Regions from separate parts of the Homo sapiens genome. Here region 1 is linked to region 2. Evidence: chromatin loops called from intact Hi-C (ENCODE). Cell type or tissue: mammary epithelial cell. All regions are shown on one strand. Each heading gives the region's core, and the rest is flanking DNA. Links, peaks and the distances in the headings are about the cores only. Region 1 overlaps ZNF664-RFLNA (ZNF664-RFLNA readthrough). Region 2 has its middle 96 kb from the start of SCARB1.

The links. A loop is a pair of places that touch in the nucleus more often than their neighbours do. Peaks named below come from ENCODE experiments on the same cell type or tissue, not always from the same donor. Only the 100,000 strongest peaks of a DNase experiment are listed, where the experiment ranks them.
Region 1: it touches region 2 in a loop (4-fold over the local background); 3 of 110 quality-filtered maps call a loop at or near these places.

Annotation. Positions count from the first base shown.
Region 1 is chr12:124,153,578-124,169,395 of GRCh38, reverse strand. All of the region lies in intron 3 of ZNF664-RFLNA (ZNF664-RFLNA readthrough), which reads right to left. Among named protein-coding and RNA genes, the nearest start is that of RFLNA, 130 kb to the left of the region's middle. In mammary epithelial cell, for the core only: a CTCF peak has its summit at 7,037 (motif pointing left); no DNase peak of the experiment used is centred there.
Region 2 is chr12:124,760,344-124,776,161 of GRCh38, reverse strand. No RefSeq gene overlaps it. Among named protein-coding and RNA genes, the nearest start is that of SCARB1, 96 kb to the left of the region's middle. RefSeq lists enhancers at 1,455-1,614, 1,675-1,724, 1,735-1,894, 4,016-4,085, 14,977-15,477 and a silencer at 1,805-2,099. In mammary epithelial cell, for the core only: a CTCF peak has its summit at 8,996 (motif pointing right); a DNase peak (open chromatin) is centred at 11,051; H3K27ac peaks cover 185 bases.

The DNA.
Region 1 (15,818 bases), core at 4,041-9,040, 600 kb after region 2:
CTAATGAAGACATACCTAAGACTGGGTAATTTATAAAGGAAAGAGATTGAATGGACTCACAGTTCCACATGACTGGGGAGGCCTCCCAATCATGGCAGAAGATGAAGGAAGAGCAAAGTGACATCTTACATGGCGGCCGGCAAAGCGAGAGCATGTGCAGGGAAACTCTCCCTTATAAAACCATCAGATCTCATGAGACTTATTCACTACCAGGAAAACAGTATGGAGGAAACCATCGCCATGATTCAGTTACTTCCCACCAGGTCCCTCCCACACCATGTGGGAATTGTGGGAGCTGCAATTCAAGATGAGATTTGAGTGGGGACACAGTCAAACCATAACAAATACATAATAGCTAAGTATATTATATATATTATATAGTATATATAGCATATAATTAATAAAATAGTTAATATATTCTATATAGTAGATATAACTATTATGATTATAATTATATTATTCTCTATTAGATAATACATAATACTTATTATGATTATAGTTATATTATTCTCTATAAGATAATATATACTTACGACTAATATTATTACAGTTATCTTATTCTCCATTAGATAATATGTAATAACTGTAACTATTATGATTATTATTCTGTTCCTGAGTTTGTCTTTGGTTATTCTCTGGAGCACTCAAGAGCTTGGCTTCAGCAGATGGGGCCCCTAGATGCCAGCCTCACTCCTGCCTGGTTAGACTGATATATGTATGCAAGACTCTTCCAGCCTCTGCTTCTTTAACAGTGAATGCTGGGAGCAAGCAGCATTTCACAAATGCATGTTACATGCCAGACACTCCCCCTGCATATCCCTTCAAAGCATTGCCACAGCACTGTGGACTGGGTGTCGTTCTGTGATATATGCCAGGATATATTATGTTCTGTGGGAGGCTGCCATCCACTTGTCCGTTCCCTGTACACACTGCCATTCCCCCCGAACACTGGGAACTATGCTACCCCCTTGAAGGTTTTGACTAATCATGTCGTGCCATCCCAGTGCTTACCTTTGAAGAGGTCTAGAAGTTTCTACTTCTCTTCCCTTGAAATATTTGCTCTGGGGACATTCCCTCTTGGAGTCCAGCCACATGGAGAGGCCAGGTATAGGCACTGACGCTAACAACCCCAGCTGAGTTCCCAGCCCACAGCCAGCATCAACCACCAGCTGTAGAAGTGCGCCGTCTTGGACACCAGCCCAGGTGGGCCTTCAGATAACTTTAGCTCCAGCCAATATCTGACTGCAGCCTCAGGAGACACTGTCAGCAAGAACAGTGACAGCCTCGTCTACTCATACCTTGTGATATGGTTTGACTCTGTGTCCCCACCCAAATCTCACCTTGAATTGTATTCCCATAATTCACCTGTGTTGTGGGAGGGACCCAGCGGGAGATAATTGAATCATGGGGTGGTTCCCCCATGCTGTTCTCATGGTAGTAAATGAGCCTCATGAGATCTGATGGTTTTATCAGGGGTTTTTGCTTTTGTGTCTTCCTCATTCTCTCTTTGTCTGCTGCCATCCATGTCAGACAGGACTTGCTACTCCTTGCCCTCTGCCATGATTGTGAGGCTGCCCCAGCCATGTGGAACTGTAAGTCCAATTTTTTCTTTTGTAAATTGCCCAGTCTCGGGTATGTCTCTATCAGCAGTGTGAAAACGGACTAATACACCATAGAACCGTGAGAAATAGTAACCAACTATTGTTTTAACCACCATATTTTGGGGTGATTTTTTAGTGCAGCAATGGATAACTAGAACATACTTGTTTCCCATTTGCAGTTGGGGAAACTGAGATCTCGGAGGTGAAAAGACTTGCCCGATTCAGTTGCTAAGTAGCAGAACCAAGATTCCTGGAGCGCAGGTTCCTGACCGTCAGGCCACACAGCCTCTGCACCAGGCTGGAAGAGGGAACACTGTGGGATGCGAAAGCTTCCCGTGTATTCAGGAAGCTCTAAGATGAGCCGGCGAACGTGAGAGCCTGAAAGAGGGGTGACAAAGAAGCATGGCTCTGCCCGACACTCGCAAGAGGGCAGGGAGATGGGGCCCAACTGGCTTATTGAGTGACTCAGGGAACTATCGAACGGTCACAGGACATCACTTTGCGGGATAAAATCAGACCCACTGCCGGAGCCACGGCTGAAAAACAGACCCGAGTGGGGGAGGCGGCGGAATCTGTCTCCTGCACAGCACAGTCTCCAAGCTTAAGCCATCGTGTGCGACCAGAAACCAGAGGAGGGGCGCCGGCACTCCTGACCTGTCCAAACAGTAGGGCTTTGTGTGCCTTCACATGGAGAGATGAAGGTGCACGATCCCTAAGGCAGCTGTGACAGGCCATAGGTTCCCAAGAACCCCAGCTTCCTTCTTGGGATCAGAGCAGCAGAGAACTCTCAGGAAGAGGCAGTTCTATTGCCTGCCCAGAGCGGGCCTGGAGGAAGCCCCAAGAACGATGGAAAATTGGGACCCAATAAGGGGACACGTGCAGAGGTCCAGGCTGCTGTCCAGGGACACCTGGATTAATCCAGCCCCCTGGATTAAGATGAGGTCTGTTATTTAGCAGCCACTGCCCACCTTCCTCCTGAGAGGAGAGCTGCCTTCTCCCTCCTCTCTGCTTTTAATCTAACCTATGTTTATTATAAGGAAACCTCTGTAAGTGGAACCTCTGGAAGCCAGAACCAAGCCCAGGGAAACAGCTTCAGGCATGTTGGATCGGCTCTAGGGTAACACATTTCTCCTGGTTTGCCCAGGACCTTCCTAGTTTTAGCACTGACAGTCTCAAATCCCAGGAAACCCCTCCGTCACAGACATCAACCCAGGACAATGGGTCACCTTAGTCTACTTCTGCTGCAGACACCAAAATTTGTTCACACTCTGTGGTCAGAACCAAAGCTCCCCTCCCTCCTCCAAATTAAAGAAAAAACTCCAGGCTAGGTGGCTCACGCCTGTAATCCCAGCACTCTGGGAGGCCGAGGCGGGTGGATCACTTGAGGTCGGGAGTTCGAGACCAGACTGGCCAACATGGTGAAACCTGTCTCTACTAAAAATACAAAAATTAGCCAGGGTGTGGTGGCGCACACCTGTAATCCCAGCTACTTGGGTGGCTAAGGCACAACAATCGCTTGAACCTGAGAGGTGGAGGTTATGGTGAGCTGAGATCACACCACTGCACTCCAGCCTAGGTGACAGAGTGAGACTCCATCTCAAAAAAAAAAGAAAAAGAAAAACCCCACTAGTTCATGGTCCCTTCTCTCACCTTGAGTGAGACCACCTTTGACCCTGGAGGAGAAAAGGCATGACCTTGAGTAATAAAAATTGCAACAATAATAACAATGATAGTGGTAGCTAACACAATTAGAGTGCTTCTTGAACACCAGATCATGTTGCAAACCCTTCCCAAGTAGTACCTCTTTCAGTCCTCACTACAACCCAATAAGGGAGGAGCTATTCTTACCACTGTTTCCTGGTGGAGGTTGCTGAGTCTGGAGGAGTGAAGTGCCTCGCCCAAGATCATACAACCAGCTGTGGTGGAGTTGGGATTCTCACTCAAGCAGATTGTCTGAGTTCAAAGCTGACTGCGGCACTTTCTAGCTGGGTGGCTTTGGGCAATTAAATGAAGTCACCTCCTGAGCCTCACTTTGCTCATTGATATGGTTTGGCTCTGTGTCCCCACCCAAATCTCATCTTGAATCTTGAATTGTACTCCCATAATTCTCACATATTGTGGGAGGGACCCAGTAGGAGATAATTTGAATTGTGGGGGTGGTTTCCCCCATACTGTTCTTGTGGTAGTGAATAAGTCTCATGAGATCTGATGGTTTTATCAGGGGTTTCTGCTTTTGCATCTTCCTCATTTTTCTCTTGCCACCACCTTGTAAGAAGTGCCTTTCACCTCCCACCATGATGGTACTGTAAATCCAATTAAACCTCCTTTTCTTCCCAGTCTCAGGTATGTCTTTATCAGCAGCATGAAAACGGACTAATACAGTAAATTAGTACCAGTAGAGTGGGGCATTGCTGAAAATATACCTGAAAATGTGGAAACAACTTTGGAACTGAGTAACAGACAGAGGTTGGAACAGTTTGGAGGGCTCAGAGGAAGACAGGAAAATGTGGGAAAGTTTGGAACCTCCTAGAGACTTGTTGAATGGCTTTGACAAAAATGCTGATAGTGATGTAAACAATAAGGTCCAGGCTGAGATGGTCTCAGATGGAGATGAGGATCTTGTTGGGAACTAGAACAAAGCTGACTCTTGTTTTGTTTTAGCAAAGAGACTGGAGGCATTTTGCCCCTACCCTAGAGATTTGTGGAACTTTGAACTTGAGAGAGGTTATTTAGGGTATCTGGTGGAAGAAATTTCTAAGCAGCAAAGCATTCAAGAGGTGAGCTGAGTGCTGTTAAAAGCATTCCAGGCCAGGCGCAGTGACTCTTGCCTGCAATCCCAGCACTTTGGGAGGCCGAGGCGGGCAGATCATGAGGTCAGGAGTTCAAGACCAGCCTGGCCAAGATGGTGAAACCTTGTCTCTGCTAAAAATACAAAAGTTAGCCAGGCATGGTGGCAGGCACCTGTAGTCCCAGCTACTTGGGACTGAGACTGAGGCAGAAGAATCGCTTGAACCTGGGAGGCAGAGGTTGCAGTAAGCCAAGATCACGCCACTGCACTCCCCAGCCTGGGCAACAGAGCAAGACTCCATTTCAAAAAGGAAAAAAAAAGCACTCCATTTTAAAAGGGAAACAGCATAAAAGTTTGGAAAAATTGCAGGCTAATGATGCAGTAGAAAAGAAAAACCCATTTTTTGAGGAGAAATTCAAGCTGGCTGCAGAAATTTGCATAAGTAACAAGGAGCAGACTGTTAATCCCCAAGACAATGAGGAAAATGTCTCCAGGGCATGTCAGAGGTTTTCATGGCAGCCTCTCCCATCACAGATCTGAGAGCCTAGGAGAAAACAATGGTTTTGTGGGCCAGGACCAGGGTCCCCATGCTGTGTGCAGGCTAGGGACTTGGTGCCCTGCATCCCAGCTGCTCCAGCTGTTGCTAACAGGGGCCAAGGTACAGCTCATCTCATGGTTTCAGAGGGTGCAAGCCCCAGACCTTGGCAGCTTCCAAGTGGTGTTGATCCTGCAGGTGCATGGAAGCCAAGAAGTGAGGTTTGGGAACCTCCACCTAGATTTCAGAAGATGTATGGAAATGCCTGGATGCCCAGGCAGAAGCTTGCTGCAGGGGTGGGGCCCTCAAGGAGAACCTCTGCTAGGCCAGTGCAGGGGAAATGTGGGGTCAGAGGCCCCACAGAGAGTCCCTACTGGGGCACTACCTAGTGGAGCTGTGAGAAGAGGGCCACTGTCCTGCAGACCCCAGAATTGTAGATCCACCGACAGCTTGCACCATGTGCCTGGAAAAGCCACAGACACTCAATGCCAGCCTGTGAAAGCAGCCAGGAGGGAGGCTGTACCCTGCAAAGCCACAGAGGTGGAGCTGCCCAAGACTGTGGGAACCCACCTCTTGTATCAGCATGACCTGGATGTGAGACATGGAGTCAAAGGAGATCATTTGGAGCTTTAAAATTTGACTGCCCCACTGGATTTCAGATTTGTAACCCCTTTGTTTTGCCCAACTTCTCCCATTTGTAACAGCTGTATTTATCCAATACCTGTACCCCCATTTTATCTAGGAAGTAACTAGCTTGCTTTTGATTTTACAGGCTCATAGGTGGAAGGGACTTGCCTTGTGTCAGATGAGACTTTGGACTGTGGACTTTTGGGTTAATGCTGAAATGAGTTAAGACTTTAGGGGACTGTTTGGAAGGCATGATTGGTTTTGAAATATGAAGATATGAGATTTGGAGGGGCCAAGGGGGGAAAGATATGGTTTGGCTGTGTCCCCACCCAAATCTCATCTTGAATTGTATTCCATAATTCCCATGTGCTGTGGGAGGGACCCAGTGGGAGATAATTGGAATCATGGGGGTGGTTTCCCCCATGCTGCTCTGGTAGTAGTGAATAAGTCTCATGAGATCTGATGGTTTTATCAGGGGTCTCTGCTTTTGCATCTGCCTCACTTTTCTCCTGCCACTGCCATGTAAGAGGTACTTTTTACCTCCCACCATGATTCTGAGGCCTCCCCAGCCATGTGGAACTGTAAATCCAATTAAACCTCTTTTTCTTCCCAGTCTCAGGTATGTCTTTATCAGCAGCATGAAAACGGACTAATACACTCATCTGTAAAATGGGGGTAACAACCCTCCTCAGAGGACTATTGTGACAAAGGAATGAGGGAACATAAGGAAACAGTCCAGTTCACGCCTGGTATATAAGGGCCTGATAAATACATATGGTGATGATGATGATGATGATGATGACTATTTTTCCTATTGCAGAACTCAGTGGATATGGAACCTCCAGAAGCCGGCACAAAGTCCAGGGAAACTAGATGAGGTGGTTCTTCCCCCTCCAGGCCAGCCCAACCCAAGCCACACCCAGAAAGCCACTCAGGGCAGGGCACCAGCTGGCAGCAGCAGAGGCTGCACCAAACACATTCCCAAACACCTCACATGTGTCACTCAAAGTCAGGCACAGTCTTTAATGCACCTATAACACTCCAGGAATAGGACATTTCTCCCAGAGGGGATTTGGTAAAGGAGGGTGGGTTCGATGGCTCCTCTGAGACTCATCTGGCCTTGGTACTTGTATCAGTCAGTTATCACTGCAAAACAAACAACTGCAGAAGTTCAGAGGCAAACACCAGTGAGTGTTCACTACCCACACATCTGGGGTGGTTGGTAGGAGGCTCTGTTGATCTTGGCTGGGCTCTCCCAGATGTCTAGGAGTTGGCTGGATGTTGGCTAATCCAGGCTGGCCTCAGCAGGAACCGCTAGATGGCTAACCTGTGCTCCACATGTCTAACTAGGCTTGTTCTCACAACGGTGGCAGAGACTCAAGTGATTAAGTGGAAACAAACAACAGCCCTTGAGGCCTACCTTGGGGACTGGCACATCATCACTTTCTTCTCATTCTCTTGGCTAAGGCAACTCACAGAAGGTGGTGAATACCTGCCACCTTGTGGACTGGAGAAGCTTCAAGGTCACATTGCAAAAGGCATGAATATAGGAGGTGAGAAGCAATTCGCATTCAGGTTCTAATTGAGCCACTTGGTGGTGAAATGTTACTCTTCCAGCCAAACCTCTCCCCTACTCCATTTTTTTTAAAAAGCACCAAATGTGTATTATAACATCCTGAAATCATTATTTCAAACCTCTCCCTAGTTAAGAACCCCTTTTTTTATTATGTCCAAATAGTAAGTACAAACCACATATTTATAAAGACATGAACCTCCTGAACTTAGAGGTGCTGCTCTTGAGAAGTTAACTTTTTATAAATTAGATATTATTTGCTTTAGGTAGGAAAGTTCTGCTATTCAGGTGAATCTTCAAAATTTTAAACAATTGCCGAAATAGACTCCATTAAATTTAGCTTAGGTAAGTCGCCTTAAAAGAGGAATCCAGCAAGGATTCTGGAAATTAGAAGTAATGACCTGGGAGTCCGGGTCTCAACAGTCCAGCCCTGTTTCTCCATCTGTAAAACTGGAATCATAACAATAGTGACTCTAATATTAATGATATTGTATGTTATTTCATTTGAGTTTCCCCACAGTCTCGGAAGCTAGAATAATTACTATCCCTTCATTGTACAGATGAGGAAAATGAGACTCAGAAAGGGTGAGTGATTTACCCAAAGTCACACAGCTCATGTTCAAGGCAGAGTTCGGTTAGAACCTCCATGTTGGCCGGGCGCGGTGGCTCACACCTATAATCCCAGCACTTTGGGAGGCCAAGGTGGGTGGATCACGAGGTCAGGGGTTCAAGACCAGCCTGACCCTGACCGACATAGTGAAACCCCATCTCTACTAAAAATACAAAAAAATTAGCTGGGCATGGTGGCGGGCGCCTATAATCTCAGCTACTCAGGAGGCTGAGGCAGGAGAATTGCTTGAACCCAGGAGGTGGAGGTTGCAGTGAGCCGAGATCGCGCCACTGCACTCCAGCCTGGGCAACAGAGCAAGACTCTGTCTCAAAAAAAAAAAAAAAAAAAAAGAACCTCCGTGTTCCCTTCTACACTGCTGATGGCAATGAAACTAGTACAGCCACTATGGAAAACAGTGTGGAGATCCCTTAAGGAACTAAAAGCAGAACCACCATTTGATCCAGCAATCCCACTACCGGGAATCTACCCAGAGCAAAAGAAGTCATTATATGAAAAAGATATTTGCACACGCATGTTTATAGCAGCACAATTTGCAATTGCAAAATTGTGGAACCAACCCAAATGCCCATCAATCAATGAGTGAATAAAGAAACCATGGCATATATACACAATGGAATGCTACTCAGCCATAGAAAGGAATGAATTAATGGCATTCACAGCAACCTGGATGGGATTGGAGACTATCATTCTAAGTGAAGTAACTCAGGAATGGAAAACCAAACATCCTATGTTCTCACTCATAAGTGGGAGCTAAGCTATGAGGATGCAAAGGCATAAGAATGACACAATGGACTTTGCGGACTCGGGGAAAGGGTGGGAAGGGGGTGAGGGATAAAAGATGACAAATTGGGTGCAGTGTGCACTGCTTGGGTGATGGGTGCACCAAAATCCCACAAATCGCCACTAAAGAATTGACTCATGTCACCAAATACCATCTTTTCCCCAAAAAACCTATGGAAATAAAACTTTTTTTAATTAAAAAAATGAAACAAAACCTCTGTGTTCCAACTCTCAGCCCTAGGATCTTTCTCCCTCCTCAGTTATGCAACCCAGCAAAAAGATAACTAGCGAAGGGGAGGGTGGGATTAACTCACATGGCCTCTGTGCGTTTCTCTTTAGAAGAAACTGTTCTTTCCCTTGCTTTTCCATTGTGGTTTTTCTTTTTTTCTGATTTTACCATGAACCACCTCGTTTGGATATACCCAATCTAGCTTCCTGGAACCGTGCGGAAAAGCTGCTCTCAAAGCCTCCTTCTCCCTTTTTTTCCCTTTTCTTTTTCCAGCTGCAGCTGCAGCCGGGGCCCTGAGTGCCTGCTCTCCAGCAGCTGGGAATGCCTGCATTTTTGGGAATCCAACAGACCAAGGCCCCATTTTTTTCTATCACCAGTAGGCACTTTCCCCAGAAGTCCTGCCAAAGCTGCCTCCAAGGCCCTGACAGTGTCGCGCAGGCCCCGGAGAAACAACTGAACAAGATTAAGACCAATAAAACAGATTTCACTTCCAAAAGATGGCCAAATGCTCCCGATATGGCAGAAATTGGAAGCATCAAGACTTAGAAAATTGTGTCTTAGAAAATACCCCATCATCACTGGAGTGCTGTTGAATTTCCTTTTACTATCATTTTGAAACTGGAAAAAGGCCCCAGGCCCCAGGCTGGAGGTCAGGAAGAGCAGAGCTGTGGCAAGCCTGGAACCCGAGGCCACTGGGCCAGCTGCTTTCAAGGCCATGTGTGCAGGGGAACGGCACAGAGCTGTCTGATTCTGGAATCGTCCGTCTGGAGACTGAGCTAGGCGTGCCTGTTGGTGGCACTGGCTAATTGCTCTCGTGTTTTCTTTCAATAAATAGCACCCTTGTTCAGATCCTCTGAGCTCCTATTAAGGAAGCAGGAAAATGGTCAAGATCCCTGCCCTCTGGGGCTGGCATTTTACTGCGGGAAGCAGGTAATAAAGAATAGATATGGCCAGGCACGGTGGCTCACGTCTGTAATCCCAGCACTTTGGGAGGCCGAGACAGATGGATCACCTGAGGTCGGGAGTTCAAGACCAGCCTGGCCAACATGGTGAAATCCCATCTCTACTAAAAATACAAAAAAAAAGTAGCCAGGTGTGGTCATGCACACCTGTAATCCCAGCTACTAAGGAGGCTGAGGCAGAAGAATCTCTTGAACCCGGGAAGTGGAGGTTGCAGTGAGCTGAGATCACACCACTGCACTCCAGCCTGGGCAACAGAGCAAGACTCCGTCTCAAAAAAAAAAAAAAAAAAAAAAGAGGGAGGTGGCAGGAGGATCAGGTCAGAAGAGAAGTGATGACAGAATCAGAGGTTGGAATGTGCACTTTGAAGATGAGGAAGGAGCCATGAGCTAAAGAATTCAGGAAGTTTCTACATGCTGGACAAGGTCAGGGAATAGAGCCTCTCACAGCACGCCAGAAGGAATGCAGCCCTGTGGACGACTTGATTTTAGCCCGGTGAGATGCATTTTGGACTTCTGGCCTCCAGAACTGTGAGATAATGAATGTACATTGTTTTAAGCACTCGGTTTGTGATCATCTGTTACAGCAGCAACACGAAGCGATCACAGGGATTTAGCCAAGCTGAGGGGGAAAGTGTCCCAGGCACGGCCACAGCAGGTGCGAAGGCCCTGGGGCAGGGAGCATATTTGGAAGGCTCCAGGAACAGTGAGGAGGCGGGGGTGGCTGGGGCAGTGTGCATGAGAGGAGGAGATGAGAGAGGGAATGGGGTGGTGTGTGTGGTGACAGAGACCTTGGAAAAAGCTCTGGCTTTTGCTTGGAGAGAAACAGGAAGGCCCTGCAGTTCTCATCAGAGCTGTCAGCAAGTCGAGTGGAAAGGACCTCCTTGGGACACATTCTTTCCCAGCTCCCACACTAACCAGCATAACATCGGGGATGTCACTGTGCTACAGCATCAGCTCTGAGGGCAGGGGACTTTGTTTTGTTTACTACTCAAGACACGGAACCTAATCACATCTGCAAAGACCTTTTTTCCCAATAAAGTCGCATTCACAGGTTCTGGGTGGACACATTTTTGGGAGAACCACCATTCGGCTTAGTCCACCCCTCTGACCTGTTCACAGCCCGGGGTCTCAGGAAAGAGACCTGCCTCCAAAATATGACGCCTGGACCCACAGGCATGCGTGATCAGTTACAAGCTCTTCTCTTTGGCTCCGGATTAGAGACTTCCTTTTCCCAAGCTCTTTCTCCTGTGTCCAGTCTTGTGTGTTGACTGCCCTCTGGAGCTGACATATCTGGAAGTGGAGTGATGATAGAGAGAGCATCCCAGATAAAATGAGGATGGCAGCTCCTTGGGGACTCAACACCCACAGCAGGGCCCCCGCCATTCCAGTCCTCCCTGGGCAAAAGAAACCTCGCCTTTCACTTTCTGTCCCTCCTGATAACGTGCCCCGCAACCTTCACCGGTGGGCAGGTCTATCCTTGCCTTTTTCTCTCCCTTCTTCTCCCATCTTTCTTTCTCTTGCTTCACTCTTTCAGTTTCCAGGAACTATCACTCACTAAACCATCAATACATCCCATTTTGCCTGGGGCAGCCCAGGTTTACATGGGTTGTCCCAGTGTGATTAGAAACAGCAGTCTTTTCACTCGAGATGCCCCAGTTTGGACAATAAGTTCTATGGTCCTGCTGCACAGGAATACCCTTTTTGAGCCAGAGTTCATCAAACTTGAATAATGTGCTGGACTCCATGGCGAGGCATTAAAATTCCTACAAAGACACCTCAAGCTGTTTATTTAAACTATGCATCAGAGAATGTGATTTACAACACAAAAACCTGAAACCAGGTATAAAGTCGCCATCCAATCTTCCAGCTGTTCAAGTCAAATGTTTTCAAGCCATCCCCAATTTCTCTCTGTCATTTGTATCACACGTGCCATTTGTCAGCAAATCCTATTGGTTCTGCTTTCCGGACGCCTCCAGAATGCAACCCCTGCTGTCCACCCCCGGCAAGGCCACTGGCATCTCAGGCTGAACCATTGCAGGGCTTTAAACAGAAGAGTGACATGCTCCAGCTTGTATTTTAACATGCGACATGATCCTTTTAAAGCATTCACCTGTTCCTGTCACTCTTCTGCACAAAACTCTGCCAGGGCTCACATCTCACTTATTGCAAAAGCTTAAGTTCTCACAATGGTCCAGGAGGCCCTGTGTGATCCCCCATCTCCTCCCAGTTGCTCGGCTGGCTGCCCTTCCTAATGGTGTCCTCGTTCCCTCCACTCCCACCTCCTGGCGGTGCTGCTGGTCCTCACGCACGCCACCCACACCCACCACTCCTTGTCTTGGCCTTTCTAAGGCCATGCAGATGTCCCTCCCAGAGAGGGCCCTCCTGGCCCCCATCTGAGATGGTGCACACAACCCTCCCCAGTACCCCATAACCCCCACTCCCTTGATCTCTTTCTCCAAAGCTCTGATCCCCACTCATCTTCCTATGTGTTTTATTTGCTGACCTTATAGATCTCCCATCTGCTCCCACTAGAATCTCGGCTTCGAGGGGACAAGGATTTGGGTCTACTTTGTTCACTGCTGTGTCATGAGCTACTAAAACATATCTGGCACATAGTAGGTGCTCAACAAATATCTACTGAATGAATGAATGAGTATGCTTAGACTTCTTAAACAATTATCCATCTAAAACCAACTTATAAATAACACAAAGCTACATTTTTTTTTAATTTATAAAAAGAATTACTTGTTTTTACCACTACATACCACTACGCAATGGCTAAAATCTGAAACACACCAAACGTTGCAAGGACGTGGAGCAGCAGGAACCCTCATTGCTGCTGGTGGGAATGCAAAATGGTGCAGCCACTTTGGAAGGCAGTTTGACGGCATCTTCCAAAGATAATTATAATCTTACCATACAATCCAAAAATCATATTCCTAGGAATTTGTCAAACTGATCTGAAAGCTTATGTCTACACAGAAACCTGCATATAGGCTGGGTGCGGTGGCTCACGCCTATAATCCCAGCACTTTGGGAGGCTGAGGCGGGCAGGTCACCTGAGGTCGGGAGTTTGAGACCAGCCTGGCCGGTTGGTGCAACCCTGTCTCTACTAAAATACAAAAATTAGCCGGGCGTGGTGGTGAGTGCCTGTAATCCCAGCTACACGGGGGGCTGAAGCAGGAGAATCACTTGAACCCGGGAGGCAGAGGTTGCAGTGAGCCGAGATGGCGCCACTGCACTCCAGCCTGAGCGATGGAGCGAGACTCTGCCTCAAAAAATAAAAAATAAAAACCCTACACACAAATGTTTATGGCACCTTTATTCATAAATGCTAAAACCTGGGAGTAACCAAGATATCCTTCAAGAGCTGAACGCATAAACTGATACGCCCATGCAATGGAATATTATTCAGTGATAAAAGCAATGAGCTGTCAAGGCACGGATGGACCTAGAAGAACCTTAAATGCATATTGCCAAGTGAAAGAAGCCAATCTGAAAAGACTCCGTATGATTCCAGCTATATGACATTCTGGAAAAGGCAAAACTATAGAGACAGAAAAAGATGAATGGCTGCCAGGGGTTTAGGGTGATAGAGGGATGAGTGGGCGGAGCACAGAGGATTTTCAGAGCCGTGAAACTGCTCTATGTGATACTGTCATGGGGGCTCCGGGACTATGCGTTTGTCAAAACCCATTGTATGCAGAAAGCAAACAGTGAGGGAACCCTAATGTAAGCTATGAACTTCGATTAGTAACACAGGAGTTCCCCCTTATCCGCAGTTCTGCTTTCCGTGGTTCATTACCCACCATCAACAGCAGCCTGAAAATATTAAATGGAAAATTTCAGAAATCAACAATTTGCAAGTTTTCAACCGCGCACCCTGCTGCACAGTGTCATGAAATCTCGTGCCATCCTGCCCAGGACATGAGCCTTCGCCGTGTCCAGCATATCCACACTGTAGACACTACCCACCTGTCAGTCACTTAGTCGCTGCCTCAGTTATCAGATGGAAAAAACATACGATATATGGGGCTTGGTGGCATCCACAGTTTCAGGCATCCACTGGGTGTCTTGGAACATGTCCCCTGAGGATAACAGGGGACCACTGTAATGTATAAATAGTGGCTCACTCATTGTAACAAATGTCCCGTGCCAAATGCAAGATGTCAATAATGGGGAAACTGTTGGGGGAAGGTACAGGGGAATTTCTACACCATTTTGTCAATAAATTTTTTTTTTTCCTGAGATGGAGTTTTGCTCTTGTTGCCCAGGCTAGAGTACAATGGCGCGATCTCAGCTCACTGCAACCTCAGCCTCCCAAGTAGCTGGGATTACAGGCATGCGCCACCACACCCGGCTAATTTTGTATTTTTAGTAGAGACGGGGTTTCTCCATGTTGGTCAGGCTGGTCTCAAACTCCCAACCTCAGGTGATCTGCCCACCTTGGCCTCCCAAAGTTGTGGGATTACAGGCATGAGCCACCGTGCCTGGCCAAAATTTTTTTTAAATTTAAAAAACAGTGATATAATGTGGTAGTTGATGCCATTGTCCTGGAATGGAGTCACTTCTCACAGCTCAAATAAGGTGCTGGCCTCTGGACCCCACTGTGGGGAGCTAAGTCCACCAGAGGAGTAGGAAACCACATTGGCACCATGTGCCACAGCCATTCAGGCCTCACTGGGCAGGGATGGCCATTGGCACAGTAAGTCAACCTCTGTTCTTTGCTTAACATCCAGAGCAATTAAAGTAGTGGTAGTTGGTTCAAATATCATCATAAATGAAAAGGCAGTCGTGGACACCAAAGTCACATGTCCTCGGTTACAAAGCACTCAACCAAGTGATTGGGAATATTGTCATTGTGAGGTAGAGTGTCTCCAAAGACAGCTGCCATCAACGCCTCCCCCACAAGATGTGTGCAGCACTCCCCATCTGGGCGGGCCTGGGACTGGTTTTGACCAATAAAACTGGCAGAAGTGAGGCTGTGTGAATTCCGGGCCTGGCCTTTGAGAGGACTGGCAGCTTCCATGTCCCTTCTCTTGGAGGCAGCCACCATGTGAGAAGTTTGAGCTACTCTGAGAACACAGTGCTACAACAAAGCCTAAGGTAGCAATAAGGAGAGAGAGATGACCGTCCAGGTCCCAACTTGCCATTCATCCCAGCTAAAGGGCCAGCTGCCATCTTGGACATTCTAGACACAGCATACACCACGGGGAACAGAAGAGCCATACAGCTGAGCCCACGATGGTGAGAAATAGACATTGTTGGGTTTTAAGTCACAAGAGAGAACTGAAACTCACTGAAATGGAGACGAGATTAAAACATTCTCAGAGAGAGCTTTCAGACTCTCTAACACAGGGGTCCCCAACCCCTGGGCCACAGATGGGTATCAGTCCTATTAGGAACCAGGCCACACAGCAAGAGGTAAGCTGCAGGTGAGCAAGCAAAGCTTAGCTCCACCTCCTGTCGGATCAGCAGCAGCGTGAGGTTCTCATAGGAGTGAGAACCCTATTGTGAACTGCACAAGCGAAGGATCTAGGTTCTGTGCTCCTTATGAGAATCTAATGCCTGATGGTCTGTCACTGTCTCTTGTCGCCCCCAGATGGGACCATCTAGTTGCGGGGATACAAGCTCAGGACTCCCACTGATTCTACATTATAATGGGTATGTAATAATAATAGAAATAAGTGCACAGCACATGTAATGCACTTAAATCATGCCGAAACCATTCCTGCGCCCTCCAGCCCAGTCTGTGAAAAAATTGTCTTCCACAAAACCGGTCCCTGGTGCTAAAAAGGTTGGGGACCACTGCTCTAACATATAGTCATGTTCCCCAGGTTGAGGGACATTTATTTAGAAGATAGTGCAGCTGTCCCTAGCCTCCCATTCCTAACCATCCCATCTGTTGGGGTCATACTCACCTGCTCTGTGGCTTTACTCACCTTTCCTAAGCTGCATTCCCCCAACAAATCCACAGCACTCTACCCAAGGCCAAACCTCATTCTCTCCCCCAACTTGTCTAGAGAACGAGGCAACTCCCAAATCCTCCCTCCCTCACCACCATTGCTTCGCTGGTACAAAATTCCTTAGTT
Region 2 (15,818 bases), core at 6,325-11,324:
ATTTAGCCTATACCATCTGGATTGCCTTTCAAGTCTCAGGACACAATTGGTCAAAACTATATTACTATGTTTTATGTGACATATCAAAGTAGCAAAATTTTATTGGAATGCATGTCCTTTTGGTATGCATTTTATATATCTTTTTCATTTACAGATTAGAGTTGTGTGTGAGTGTGTGTACAATTCCATGAATTTTGACATGTTTATAGAGTTGAGTCATTACCCCTACAATCAAGACAAAACAATTTCATCATCCCCCAAGATTTCCTCATGTCTTCCCTTTGTTTTTGTTTGTTTTACAGTGGGCTCCCATAATTTTTTTTTTTTTTTTTTTGAGACAGAGTCTCGCTCTGTTGCCCAGGCTAGAGTGCAGTGGTTCAATCTTGACTCACTGCAGCCTTCACCTCCCAGGCTCAGGAGAGCCTCCTGACTTAGCCTTCCGAGTAGCTGGGACCACAGATGTGTGCCACCACACCTGGCTAATTTTTTTTTTGTAGAGATGGGGGTCTGGCTCTGTTGCCCAGGCTGGTCTCAAACTTTTGGCTTCAAGCATTAGTCCCACCTCAACCTACCAAAGTGCTGGGATTAGAGGCGTGAGCCACTGCACCCAGCCTGCGACCTGTGCTGCCTTCCTCCCACTTTGTAGGGAAGTCCCTCATCCCCATGCTTAGCCCTTGGCCACTAGCTATTTTTACCTTTTCCAGAATGTTCTAAATGGGATCTACAGCCTGTAACCCTCTGAGCCTGGCTTCCTTCACTCAGCACTGTCTCTAGATGCATGCCTGTTGTTGTGTGTAGCAATAGTTCCTTTCTTTTCACTGCTGAGCAGAACTCCATGGGGTGCACACACCAGTGCTTTTCAGCCGTTCACTTATTGAGGGACACGTAGAGTGGTTGCAGCCTTTGGCAATTGCATTAGTTGGTTTTCACGCCACTGATAAAGACATACCCAAGACTGGGTAACTTTTAAAGAAAAAAGGTTTCATGAACTCACAGTTCATATGGCTGGGGAGGCCTCACAATCATGGTGGAAGGCAAAGGAGAAGCAAAGTCATGTCTTACATGGGACCAGAGAAGAGAGAATGAGAGCCAAGTGAAAGGGGAAACCCCCGATCAAACCATCAGATCTTGTGAGACTTACTCACCACCAGGAGAACAGTATGGGGTTAACCGCCCGTATGATTCAATGATCTCCCACTGGCTCCCTCCCACAACATGGGAATTATGGGAACTACAATTCGAGATGAGATTTGGGCAGGGACGCAGCCAAACCACATCAGCAACTATGAACAAAGCTGCTGTGAACGTTCATGTACAGATTTGTGTGTGAAGGCGTACGTTCATTTCCCTGGGGTGTATACCTCGGAGTGGAGCTGCTGAGTCAAACTGGAGCTCTGCGTTTCACTTTTGGGGGACTGCCAGTTTCACAGTCGCTGTACCAGGCTGCATTCCCATCAGCTCTGCGTCCTCACCAGCATCTTGGTGTTTTCAGTTTTAAAAAACTTCAGCCCTTCGTAGTGGTTTCTCATTGTGGCTTTTATTTGCTTAGAAATACTTCTTGTCCTGAGATGAGTGGGACTTCCTCTCCACCCCCAATTAATTCATGTATCCGTGAATGACTGTCACGTATTGCTAGAATGAAACCAATTTTTACCATCAATTCTTTGTCCCTGCAAGTGCAGAGAAGCCTTGTTTTCATAAGGAAGTCACTGGGAGTGGAATTCTTATACTCCTTCTGGGTAGTATGCGAATGTCACACGGCGATCTGTCATTGGAAGCGATTCTCACTGATCTCCCAGCAGACAGGTCCGTTTGACCTTTCTTCAAATTTGTAGAAAGCAGCAAAGTGGAAACCACCGGCTTGCAAAAGCATTTCTTACCCAATCTTTAGATGGGTTCTCGAAACCTGTGTCCGGGAAGTTCCCTCTGATTGGGGCTGGAGGTCAGGGAGGCTTTGCCCGTTGGCTGTAGAGTGGAGGGGTGGGGGGTCTTGTGACCTGCCCGGGGAAATGGCAGGCGAGTGACAAGCTCAGGAGAGAGTCCAGGCCCCGAGGATGGTTCCCTTCAAACTCCCCATGTCTGATCCTCTGGGAAGCTGAGGCCAGCTTTGGTTATTTGATAGCCACGGTGAGGATTTTGACTTAATCTGTGTATGCAACACATCACAGACAGTTTTAACTCTTGCATTCAAGTCTACCTGCTCATAAAACAGAAAAAAAGACAGGCCCCAGAAGGCATTCGGTTTTTTTTTTTTTTTTTTTTTTTTTTTGGAGACAGGGTCTCACTTTGTCACCTAGGCTGGCACAATCACTGCTCACTGCAGCCTCAACCTCCCAGGCTCAGGCGATCCTCTCACCTCAGCCAGCCTCCCAAGTAGGTGGGATTATAGGCCTGTGCCACTACACCCGGCTAATTTTTTGTATATTTTTGTAAAGATGGGGTTTCGCCGTGTCGCCCAGGCTGATCTCCAACTCCCAGGCTCAAGCGATCCGCCCGCCTCGGCCTCCCAAAGTGCTGGGATAACAGGCATGAGCCACTGCCCTGGCCCTTAAGTCATTCTTGTGTTTGTGTGTGTGTGGGGTGTGTGTGTGTGTGTGTGTGTGTGTGTGTGTGTGTGTGTTCCCGAGGGACTTAGCCTCCCGTGTGTCTCATTGGGTGAACATCTTGCTTCTGAGTGAGGTTTGATTTTTTTGTAGGGTGTGCGTTTGGACACATCCTTGGTCTTAAGCCCAGCCAACGACCTTAGCCAGGGCTCAGGGAGGGAAGCACCGCCTGCCCCACAGCTGGAGGGCTGGGGTTCGGGACACCCGGTCGAGCTTCAGTGTCTCTGATTCTGAGCATCTTTGACTCTGCGAGACTTTCTTCTCATGCCTTCACTTCAGGCGCCAGCCCCTGCCAACGATGGGACTCCACTACTTACCATGTTGATTTAATTTGGCTTACTTTTTTTCTTAAAGAATTTTATTTTAAAAGGAAGGCAGTCATATCTGTGAAATTATGGGTCCTTTGGGCAAGTAATAGTTTTCCAGTCGCCATTAAAATAAATACCTAACTATTAAGGACGTTCCTCCCAGTACCTCGAAGCAGCCTGCTACCTGCAATCTCTGCACCATCCCATGATTGTGTCCCATGCACCCTTCTTCCTGCTCGGCCTGCATCGCCCCTGCGTGGCCTTTTCCCCCCTCTCTGCCTCTCTCAGTCTTCGCCATCATCAAAGGCGCAATTCCAGCCATGCCCTCTCCTCCAGGAAGCACCCCTCCCCCATCACTCCTGCTTGCTGTTCTTCCCTGTCTCAGGACTCCTGGGGCACTTTGTATCTCAGTTGATACTAGAATGTTCTAGAATACCAGAAGTCCTGACACCAGTTGCTGTAACCCCAAACTCCAAGGACCTGCAGCATAAACCCCGGTACATGCCCTTGTGCTGGAAACGAATATTTTTGGCCGGGGCGGTTACTCACATTCCTTAGTACTCCTTGGCTCACGCGGACACCCATTCTTTCAACACATACTTATCCAGTGCTCACTACGCGCTAGGCACAGGGGGTGCAATTGTGGACCAGACAGAGGCGGCCCTTCCTCTCAAACAACTTTACAGTTCTGCCACTTACTAGCTGTGGGACCCTGGACAAGTCACACAGCCTCTCTGGAGACCTACTGTTCTCTCCTTTAAAGCAGGTGACTCAGATCTGCTTTGCAGGGACGTCTCCTGCTTTGCAGCGATGTCACCCAGGAGAGATGGGTGAAGTGGATAGTGAATGGAGTGGGCCAGGGCGGTGGTCCTCGGCTGAAAACAATGCCTCTCGGGGTCAGCGTGGGGCTCAAGAGGTGGCGGCCCCGTGGGTGGGTCCAGGGCCAGGGACCCTGTGTCCGAGCCCCTGCCCTGGAGCCATCCTGTCTCACCTGAAGGCTCTGCCAGTCTGGTCCACTGGCCTCCCGGCTCCCACGCGTGTCCCGAGCCGTCCATTCTCCAGGTAGCGGCCCTGAAATGTTAATCTGTCACAAGGGTCATCTTTGCTTGAATTGTGGGTGACTTTTCCCCATCCTGGGGGTAAAGTCCCCCCGACTTGTCTCTCCATCCGCGATCCCCTGCAATCTGGCTGCAGCACGCGAGACTTCAGGACGATTCCGAGCTCGGCCACTGGGGGGCGAGCTGTGCACACAGGTGGTCCAGAGGCTGCTGCCTGGGAGGGGCTGCGGATCACCCGGTTCCTGGAGCGGAGTGGATTGATTTTAAACTGGGGAAGCTGTGGTCCACAGCCTGGCTTCGGAAACCCGTGACCCCTAGAAATTGTATTTTACGTGTGTGTCTGGGCGTTTTATTCTGGGAAGCATTTCCTCAAGTCTTCAGATTTTCAAAGGGGTCTTAACCCTTTCTCTCTGGGGCCTTGGGAACAAGAGTGACAACCCTATAACAGGGCGACCAGGGTCACACGATGTCTGCTCCTCCTTAGCGTGCTACTCCCAGTACCTGCGTGCTACTCCCAGTACCTGCGTGCTACTCCCAGTACCTGCGTGCTACTCCCTGCTCTGCTCAAGTTGCTGGGTGGCCTTGGAGCAATTCATAACCTCTCTGAGACTGCCGTGAGGTGGGAGTGAAGATTGCTGTGTACGAATCTTTGAGAACCCCTGTAAGGGTGGAATCGAAATGGACGTGTGAGGGCTGGGCGCGGGGGCTCACGCCTATAATCCCAGCACTGTGGGAGGCCAGGGGTTCGAGACCAGCCTGGGCAGTATGGTGAAACACCGTCTCTACTGAAAATACAAAAATTAGCTGGGTGTAGTGGCGGGCACCTGTAATCCCAGCTAGACGGGAGGATGAGGCACGAGAATCGTTTGAACCCAGGAGGTGGAGGTTGTAGTGAGCCGAGATCATCCCACTGCACTCCAGCCTGGGTGACAGAGTGAGACTCCATCTCAAAGAAAAGAAAAGAAAAGAAAAGAAAAGAAAAGAAAAGAAAAGAAAAGAAATGGATGTGTGAGCATTCTGTACACAGCCTGGGACGATTATGAAAGCTCTCAAATGCTGAGCCTCCAGCAAACATTTATCACACACCTACTGTGTGCAGAGCACTTGCTGGGCTCTGAGAGGGAGTCAAGCTCTGAGAAGTCTGTGTCGATTTGTTCATTCCTTCATTCAGCAAATGCTGTTTGGGTGCTCACTGTGTGTCACACACCCTCATATTTATTGCGAATCGGCTTGGGTTAGGTTCCCCAGAAGCAGACACTGAGACCAAGATTCCTGGCCAGGGAGTGTCCCAGGAGGGCAAAGGGGACTCTAGCAGCCCAGGGTCACGGACAGCTCTCAAAGGCAGACCAACAGGTCTTGGGTTTTGGATACAAAAATGCTCCAAAATCAGGGGTGTGCAAATACAGTAAAAAGAGGATTCATTTGGATCTGCTTAGAACACCAAGGGTATCCGCTTCAGAAATACAGAGGTGACCGGGTGCAGTGGCTCACCCTTGGGAGGCCGAGGTGGGCGGATTGCTTGAGGTCAGGAGTTTGAGACCAGCCTGGGCAACATAGTGAAACCCCATCTCTACTAAAAATACAAAAATTAGCCAGGTGTGGTGGCACACGCCTGTAATCCCAGCTGTGGGAGGCTGAGCCACAAGAATCGGTTGAACCTGGAAGCAGAGGTTGCAGTGAGCCGAGATCTCACCACTGCACTCTAGCCTGGGCGACAGAGTGAGACTCCATCTCAAAAAAAAAAAAAAAAAAAAGAAGAGAAAAGAAAAGAAAAACAACAACAACAAAGCTGGACGAAGCTAGAAAGCTCCCTGCCCTCACAAACTTGCCTTCTAGTGGGAGAGACAGCTGGCGAGTAAATGCATGAGTAAGGTCACGTATGAGTAAGGTCACTCATAAGTAAGGTCACACATGAGTAAGGTCACTCTGGGAAGCAACGATGCCAGGATAGAAAGAAGAGCAGGGGGTGCACCGGAGAAGAGGTGCTGGGCAGGGGGGCTGCTTAGATGAGAGCACATTTCCGGAAGTTTCCTCTGAGAAGTGCCAACTCCTGAAGGCTTCATGGGAATCTGGAGAAGAGCACTCCAGGAACCGGGAAGTACATGTGCAAAGGGCCTGGGGTAGCAACACGCAGAACAGAAACGGTGCGCTGTGGCTGGAGCCCAGAGAGTGGGACTGAGTGGGAGAAACGCAAACTGCTTTTCCTCCTCTGTTCACCCCACAACAATCAACACAGAAGACTTCTGTGACCAAATATGGGGGGCTCCCCCCACAGCAGATCAAATGAACACCTAATTCTGCAGCGGATGCCAGCTGGGGGCCCTCTGATTCAACTCAATTCTGCCGCTGTCTACCTGGAGGCAGTGTCAGACCCCACAGGTCGAGGGTTCAGACCCCAGGGCGGCCCCTTACTCCCGATGCCCCTCTCAAGCCCTGGGATGTGTCACCTGTGCTTCTCACAGACCAGCTGTGAATTGGGGTTCCCACGACCCTGTCTTTGGGTTCAATTAATTTGTTAGAACGGCTCACAGGGCTCAGGGAAGCACTGAGCTTATTTATTATAAAGGATGTTAGAAGGATACAGATGAAGAGATGCTAGGGAGAGGCATGGGGGAGGGGCACGGGGAAAGGGCATGGGGAAGGGGCATGGAGCTGCCATGCTCTCCAGGACACCACCCTCCAGGAGCCTTCCCATGCTCAAAAACTCTGTCCTCTTGAGTTTTTATGGAGGCTTCATTAGGTGGGCGTAATTTTTAAAATTATATCATTTTAAATTTTTAAATGTTTAATTTTTGTAGGTTCATAGTAAGTGTATACAGTTGTGGGGTGCATGAGATGTGTTGACACAGGCATGCAATGTGACGTAATCACATCATGGGAAGGGCGTATCCACCCCTTCAAGCATTTAGCCTTTGTGTTACAAACAATCCAGTTACACTCCTTCAGTTATTTAAAAATATACAATCAAGTTATTCTTGACTATAGTCACCCTGTTGTGGGATCAAATAGTAGGTCTTATTCATTCTTTCTCTATATGTATATGGTTTTTGTATACATGGGCATGATTGATTAAACCACAGGCCATTGGTGATCAGTTTGACCTTCAGCCTCTCTCCCCTCACTGCTGGAGGTTGGGGACTGGGCTGAAAGTCCCAGTCCTGTAGCGCTGACTTGGTTTTTCCTGAGACCAGTCCCCATCCTGAAGCTGCCTAGGGGCTGCTGGCCACCAGTGAGTCATTGGCAAACTAAACACTTTGGAGATTCCAAGGATTTTAAGGCAGAAGACCAAATAAATATTTTACACGATCACAGTGGGAGGGGGTTGGAGGGAGATGGAGGTGGAGAGCTGGGGGGCCTCGCAGTTAGGATTTTAAGTACAGTGGGAAACCACTGGAGATTTTTCCATCAGGGAGGGCTGCGTTTGCTGTTTCTGCTGTGGGAGAGGCTGCGGGGGCAGGCGTGGATGCTGGAGGTCTGGCTGGAGGCAGTGGCCCTCCTCCTGGTGACAGATGGTGGTGGTGGTGGTGGTGGTGGCCTGGGCCAGGGCGGAGCAGTGGATGAAGAAGGGACAGATGCGGGGTGTATTTTTAGGGGCTGGAGCTCATAGAACATGGTGCTAAACTGGATGTGGGAAGGGAGGGGTGAGGACGCGTCCAGTGAGACTCTCAAGTGTCTGAGCCTGACGGCCAGGGGGAGGGAGGGGCTGCTTTTTGTTTGTTAGTTTTCATTTGTTTTTGTTTGCTTGTTTGTTGTTTGTTTTCTTTTTTGAGACAGAGTCTCGCTCTGTCGCCCAGGCTGGAGTGCAGTGGTGCAATCTCTACTTACTGCAACTTCCACCTCCTGGGTTCAAGCGATTCTCCTGTCTCAGCCTCACAAGTAGCTGGGATCACAGGCGCCCGCCATCATGCATGGCTGATTTTTGTATTTTTAGTAGAGACGGGATTTCACCATGTTGGCCAGGCTGGTCTCGAACTCCTGACCTTGTGATCTGCCTGCCTCGGCCTCTCAAAGTGTTGGGATTACAGGCATGAGCCACCGCGCCAGGCCATTTTCATTTGTTTTTGAGACAGGGTCTCTGTCACCCAGGCTTGAGTGCAGTCGTGCGATCATAGCTCACTGCAGCCTCGACCTCCTGGGCTCAAGTAATCCTCCTGCCTCAGCCTCCCGAGTAGCTGGGTCTACAGGCACATGCCAGGACACCTGGCTAATTTTTAAATTATTATTATTATTATTATTATTATTATTATTATTATTTTAGAAAGAGAGTCACACTATGTTGCCCAGGGTGGTCTCGAACTCCTGGCCTCAAGCGATCGGCCCACCTCTGCCTCCCAAAGTGCTGAGATTACAAGTGTGAGCCAGAGGGAGGTGCCACTAACTGAGGAGGGAGGCAGGAAGGTGGGGCTGGGAGCAAGTAGGGCCCCGATCCCCCAGTGCAGACCCGGGCTTAGCTCAGCATGGATTGAATGGCTGTGAACTCCCTGTGGGGGCTGCAGAGGGAGGAGTCAGGACACTGAGGTTGTTGTGTCACCCACACCGGATTCATCCCCTATCCCGGTCCACCCACCCCCAGGGCATCTGGAATGTGAGAGGCCAGAGAGAGAAAGCACCACCAGGAATCCCAACGTAGCAACAGCACAAATAACAGCAGCCCCTTTTGATGCTCAGGGGAGCACATGTTTCATGGAGCTATCCAGTGACCTGTACAGCAGGGAGACTTGAGGGGACCATTTCACAGATGGGAAGACGGAGGCTGAGGGGTGAGGCTATATTTGCAAGGTGGATCTTTTTTGTGTGTGTGAGCAATTGGTCGCGCTGTCTCCCTCTTTAGACTTTACGCTGCTGAAGGCAGGCACCGAGTTCTGTGGGGTTCGTGGTCCATGGGCATGCATGCAAATCAGTCTTTGCTGAGTTAATGAATAAATGATCTGGGGTGTAGCGAGGCTGGGGATGTGGTTGCGGGAGGGGAGTTCTGCAGACCTGCCCAGGGCCTGCCAGAGGCTGCACGTGCGGATTGTGGCCGCCAGGGGGCGCTGTGGGTCCAGCCTTCAGGGCGGCCCCAGATTCAGGGAGGCCCCAGCAGCCCGGGTCTCTCTGGCGGTCCCAGGGGCTGGGAAACGTCTGTTGTTTGAGGCTCTGGACATAGCAAAGATAAAAAATGAAAAACTGATGAACTAAGGCTGCAAGAACTATGTTCTCTTGTATGTTTACATGTAAAAATTTAACAGCTTCCATACATGAAATAGTCATGCAATATATTTTTGTGAAGTTACAAGGCTTGCAAAATTCTTAATGAACCATGTCCAGAGAGGGCAGGATTTAGAAAGGGGAAATTATCACAGTTCTTTTAATCTTGGTGGTGTGGGGCTCTAGGACAGTACATTCAAGATCTTCTCCAAAATCTGATTTGTGGTGTTTTTGTGAACTCAGAGTCCAGGCCAAATGGCTGGCTGTGGTCTCCCAGGGATGGGCAATCCTGATCCAAACCTCAGATGCCCAGAAGATATAAAATCTCAACACTGGGCCAGGCGCGGTGGCTCACACCCCTAATCCCGGCACTTTGGGAGGCCGGGGTGGGCAGATCACCTGAGGCCAGGGGTTCAAGACCAGCCTGGCCAACATGGTGAAACCTTGTCTCTACTAAAAATACAAAAATTAGCTGGGCATGGTGGTGAGCACCTGTAATCCCAGATACTGGGTAGGCTGAGGCAGGAGAATCACTGGAACCCGGGAGGTGGAGGTTGCAGTGAGCTGAGATTGTGCCACTGCACTCCAGCCTGTGCGACAGAGTGAGACTCTGTCTCAAAAAAAAGAAAAGAAAAGAAAAAAAAAGAAAATCTCAATGCCGGCCACTCCCAGCCCAGTCAGGCAAGCTCAGCTCTGGCATCCTGGCTTGCTCTCCTGGAACAGACTGTTGCTAGCATTCATTGAATCTTTCTGAGTGCCGTGCACTATTTTAAACCCTTGGCATATGCTCACTTAGTTTTCATCATAACCCAGGCGAGTGCTGTTATCATCATCATCTTCATTTTACAGATGAGGAAACTGAGGCACAGAGAGGCGAGGTCATTGTCCAAGGTCTTATGGCTGGAAAGGATCGGAGTCTGGATATGAATATTGGCCACTGGTTGGGGGGCATACATGCTTATCAGCTACTCTGCATACCTCCTCATTGACTGGGAACCAGAGCTTGCTGTGGGTGCTGGCTGAGGCATCCCACTTTATCTTATCCCTTATCCCAAGTGAAACTCAACTTGGGAACCCAGCTTCAAGAAACATAATTTCCAGGCAAAGGCAATGAATGCACACAGGTCCTGGCTCTAGAGCTTCTGAGGAGCCTGGGAGAGGAAAGGAGGTTGCAAGGCTCATTTCCCCCAAATCCAGTCCCAGCTCCATCTAGAAAGAGGCCCCCCGCATACCAAGCATGTGTCCAATCACTCCAGAAAAGCCCCTGGCAGGGGAGCATCCAGGCTCATTCCAGAGAGGTCAAGAATGGGAGGGGAAGAAGAGGAGTAAGAATAAACATGTCTAAAAATAGTGCTTGGATCTCCGAAACCCACAACAAAACAGGAAAGAGAGGGCAGGAGAACTGGGAGGGAGAAGCCTGGAGGTTTGGCTGAGGGAAGAATAAGGTGCACTGCCCTGGTGGGGGCTGTTTCTCTGACTTTCCTCTCTGAAGTCTTGGGAGCTAGGCTGGATGGAGGGTCTGAGCATAAAGGCCAAATATCTCTGGAGTCATGAGTGTTTCCAGATTTCACAACACGTTTGCCATGAAGCCTTAGCCCTAGCAAACTTCATAGCATTTAGAAGTCCTCGACTGAGGCAGAGGGAGGCTTTTAAGAGGGAGCTTTTTTTTTTCTTCCCCCTTTCAGGAACAGATGTTTGAGCAACATTGGCCATGATGCACATGTTTCTGCAAACCAGATCTCACTTACCTCCTCAGCTTCCATTGCAAAATGGGACTTCCACTCCCCTGGGAAAACATCTCTGCAGATGGACTGGAACAACTTGGCATGGAAGGTATTAAGCCTGAGGCTTGTGGTTGGGCCTGCAGTGGTTTCTCAGAACTGTGCAACACCCTTCTGGTCTCTGGGATTTTCCCTCTGCTTCTATGACCAGCCTCATCTGTTCTTTTCTGGGCCACAGGAATTTCTTCCATTTCAGGGAACAGGGACTCTGAGATTAAACACTGGCATCTCTGGTCATGCACTGTGGTGTGCTTGGCCCTGTGGTCTCTCTGTCTGTGGCAGTAACAGCTGTTTGAGGGAAGGACATAGTTTCCTTCATGATGTCAGCCTTGGAGATTAGGCAGATGGCAGGGTTTGGAAGCTAGAGCTGTGTGCTGAAGAAGATTGGATTCACTGTGTCCCTCAGGCAAGTCACTTTGACCCCTCTGTGCCTGTGTCCACTTCTGTCCAACAGGAATTCTAATTCCTGCCCCATCAATTTCAGATTCTCATGAGGATCATTAAGAAAAACATTTTATGCACTTTCAGTTGAAAATAGTTTGGGAAGATTTTCAAATGTGTCATAAAGCACTCTTGGAACAAACCCTAACATCCACGACCCAGTTTAGCTAAGTATTTACAAGGTCTAGTGGAGCTGAGCTGTAATACCACACATCACCAGCAGGTGCCACTGTCAAACACATCATGAGCGTTCTTGCACATGGGAGTAGTGTGGTTATCGTACATTGTGTAAAACTAGTTTTTTTAAATGGAGGGATGCATGTGGATCAGTGGAGGCAAGTTCAAATGCTTACAGAACTGGGCAGGCAGTGTAAATAGGCCCAACAGGCCAGGTGCTTGTTCATTGAGTGGTAGGGTAGTTTGTGCGACTGGCTATAGGGTAAAGGCATGCCCTACCCACAAGCATGGCTAGAGATCAAGGGGGTGGGTGTGGGAACAGCTGATGCCTTACCTCCCCAAAGTGGCACCTGTTCATCACTTTTAAAGGTACACTGTTGGCACCATTATTATTATTATTATTTTGAGAAAGAGTCTCATTCTGTCACCCAGGCTGGAGTGCAGTGTCATGATCTCAGCTCACTGCAACCTCTGCCTCCCAGGTTCAAGCTATTCTTCTTGTGTCTCAGCCTCCCGAGTAGCTAGGATTACTGGTGTGCACCACCACACCTGGCTAATTTTTTGTATTTTTAGTAGAGATGGGATTTCACCATGTTGGCCAGGCTGGTCTCGAACTCCTGGCCTCAATTAATCCACCCACCTTGGCCTCCCAAAGTGTTGGGATTACAGATGTGAGACACCGTGCCCGGCCAACACCATTATTGTTAAGACCATGATGAAAACATGTTAAAGTGTGAAAGTGAGGCGTTAGACCTGTGGTTAAAGACAGTGGCATTCTGTGTGTTGGATTCTGGGGTAATGACACCCCCTCCCTCTGCACTCCGGCCCAGGCTGCCTTCCTGTGATTGCAGAACTGATTACTGCCTCAAGGGAATGCAGACCAATGTTGCCAGATCGTCTATTTTTTTTTAAGAAGAGAATGTGGTTTTTTAAAATGTGAAATCTCCTGAGTTTTAATTATTGGCAACAAATTCCAATTATAATACTATATGGGCCAGCCAAGTGCAGTGGCTCATGCTTGTAATCCCAACACTTTGGGAGGCTGAGGCAGGTGAATTGCTTGAGCCCAGGAGTTCGAGACTGGCCTGGGCAACATGGTGAAACCCTGTCTCTATAAAAAATACAAAAATTAGCAGGGCGTGGTGGTACACACGTGTGGTCCCAGCTACTTGGGAGGCTGAGGCGGGAGGTTGGCTTGAGTCCAGGAGGTCGAGGCTGCAGTGAGCTGAGATTGCGCCAGTGCACTCCAGCCTGGGCAACAAAGCAAGACTATGTCTCAAGAAAAAAAAATACCATGTGGGCCAAATGAAACATGTCTTGGCCAGGACTCAGTCTGTCAGTTTTGAGGTGGTATTTGCCTCTGCCTTTTAGGTGTGTAACTTGAGTCTAAGCGTCTGTGGCTATCCACCTCTTTCTGGAGGTGTGTGGGTGGCTATACCTCATCAGCCTGATTCACTGAATGTGGTGTTTTTTGCATGAGCGGGGCTAAACAGATCCTACTGAAGGGCTTCGAATGATAACAGCTAAGACGCTAGCTTCTAGAGTCATAGAGAACTGGGTTGGAATCCTGGGTTTATGATTCACTAGCTGTGTGACTTTGAGAAAGTCACTTAACCTCTCTGAGCCTCAACTTCCTCATCAGTAAAGATGAGGATAATAAAAACACCACTGTGGTGGCCGTGAGTTCTAACTTTTACCTTCTGGGCACACAGGGGGATAGCACTTCCTGGCCTGCCTGTGGATGGGGGGTTGCGTTTGTGACTCGTTTTGGCTGATGAGCTGACAGCAAAGAATCACTCAGCTCACTTCTTGGGCTGCAGCATTTAGTTGCTGGTTCAGAGTTCTTTCCTTCCACCATGGTGACAGGCAATGTCTGAGACATTGGTGGATGTATTGCCTTGAGTCCCAGAATGAGGACTACATGGAGCAGAGCCCAAGCTGGCTTCTGCAGCGTGAGCAAGAGGCGGACTTTTGTTATTTCAAGCTATGGAGATCTAGGGGATTATTTGTTACTGCAGCATGACCTAGACCTCCCTGACTGACACACCTTCTGCACGGGCAGGGAGGAGTCGATGAAACGATGCATTGAACGGGCTTAGCACAGTGCCTGGCTCATAGCAAGTACTCGGTAAATGGCAGCTTCCTCTTCATTCATTCAGCAGATGGTTATGGAACACATGTTCCTGGCCAGGCTCGGTTCTAGGCACTGGGGAGAGAGGATTGAACAAAACAGACCCAAATCTCTGCTGTCATAGAAATCCCTTCCAGTGACAGAGTAGCTATTCTCTGCCCTCAGCTGCATGCCCAAGGAAAAAGGAGCCGTTCCCTTTGCTCTGGGGCCACAGTGCCTTGAAAGTCAGATCTGCAGATCCCACTGGTGGCAGACAAACCAGGGTGTGGGGAGCCCCTCCCTTTGGAGAAGGCAGCAGACAGACTGTGAGGACTACGGGGTTTCAGGCCAGGTCAACCCAGGCTGCCCACAGTGATGTCAGTGATGGCACCAGGCCAGCACGGACTGCCTGGGGAGTGGGTTGAAAAGAGTTGGTACAAGACACACATGCACGAAGCTGGGGGAGGAAGTCACCACACATCTCTGAACACCTAAAGGTGTAACATTTTCCAGCCAAGCTCTCCACTCTTTGATGCAACAGCCAGGGCTGTGGTTAAAATAGACATTGGGAATTTCTAAAAGGGCGCTCACATTTTCCAAGTGCCTTTTATGTGCTTAGTGCTTGCCTTCTGTTGCGTCTTTCCCTCCATACACAAATTCTTCAAGGAGAAGTTCTCCCCTTGTTACAGATGAGGACACCAAGGCTCAGAGAGGCTGAATGAGCTGTTGAAAGCTGCACAGTGAGGTCATGAGGCCGCTGGGATCCCAACCCAGGTCTCCCCCAGAGCTTGTGAGTGTCCCCTTGGCTGAGCTCTCATGGCATTCTTGAGAACAAGGGGAAAATACACACAAAATACTGGAGGCGTCCTGAGCCCCCTTCCCTTCCAGAGACCATCCCCCAACCCCCACTGGGGCCATCTTTTATTCTTCTTTCTGGTTTGAATGATTTTTTTTTTTTTTTTTGAGATGGAGTCTTGCTGTGTCACCCAGGCTGGAGTGCAGTGGTGCGATCTTGGCTCACTGCAACCACTGCCTCCCAGGTTCAAGTGATTCTCCTGCCTCAGCCTCCCAAGAAGCTGGTATTATAGGCACGCGCCACCACACCCAGCTAATTTTTGTATTTTTAATAGACACAGAGTTTCACCATGTTGGCCAGGATGGTCTTGAACTCCTGATCTCAAGTGAAGGTTTGGATGATTTTTGCCTAGTTGAGGACCTACTGTGTGCTGGGCCCTGCTATACATTCTACCTGCCTTCCCTCGCTTCACGCTCGCAGTGGCCCACAGAGGTGATTGCCAGCCTTACCCCATTATATGGATCAGGCAGCTGATGCACAGAGAGGATCAGCCACTTGCATGGGTCACACAGCCAGGAGGGCTCGATGTGGACTTGAACCTGGGGAGCTGGGCTTCGGTCTGTGCTCCATTGCTCCTGCTGCTTCTTGCAACCATAGGCTGGTGCCCTTCCCCTTCCTGGTGCCTGTGCGGCGCTTGTCCTGCTGCTGGTTATTCTCCCAGAGGCCCCTGCGGTGCCCGCTCCACACTCTCTATGGGGAAGGGGACCCTGTGGACTCCATACGCCTCTGGCGTCAGGCTGGGTAGGAAGCAGAGAGGCTGGAGTATTCAGCCCCTAGAGCCCTCCCTGCTTCTGGGGGTCTGGCTGTGGCTGGTGCCCAGTGACCATGACCGTGGGGCCAGCTCTGTCCCCTTCCCACATCTCAGCCCCTGCTGGGAGGCCCTTCCATGGCTCCCTCTCTCCCCTGCCTGCAGGTGAAATTCCTTTCCGCTGTGGGGGCAGCAGCTCCCTACCGTTCTGGCCCCTGAGCCCCAGCACCTCCCTGACCTTCCTGCCTGTGTGGTCGGTAGTTCCCCTCATGATAGCCTCGAACCATCGGACTTGCGTTGTCTCCCTGCTGGAGGAGCTGTGTGAGCCCAGCCCATCCCTGCAGCAGCCTCCACGGTGGGCATATCAGCCTCAATTACAGGTGAGGAAGCAAAGGCCCAGAGAAGTCAGGTCGTTCACCCAAGGTGACCAGCCTGTGAGCCCAGGCTGCCGTCTGACTCCAAGGCTGAACCCCTCGGTTGCCCTCACCACCATGGCGCCTGGGCACGTGGTCTTCCCGGAGCCTTGGTTTCCTCATCTGTGAAATGAAG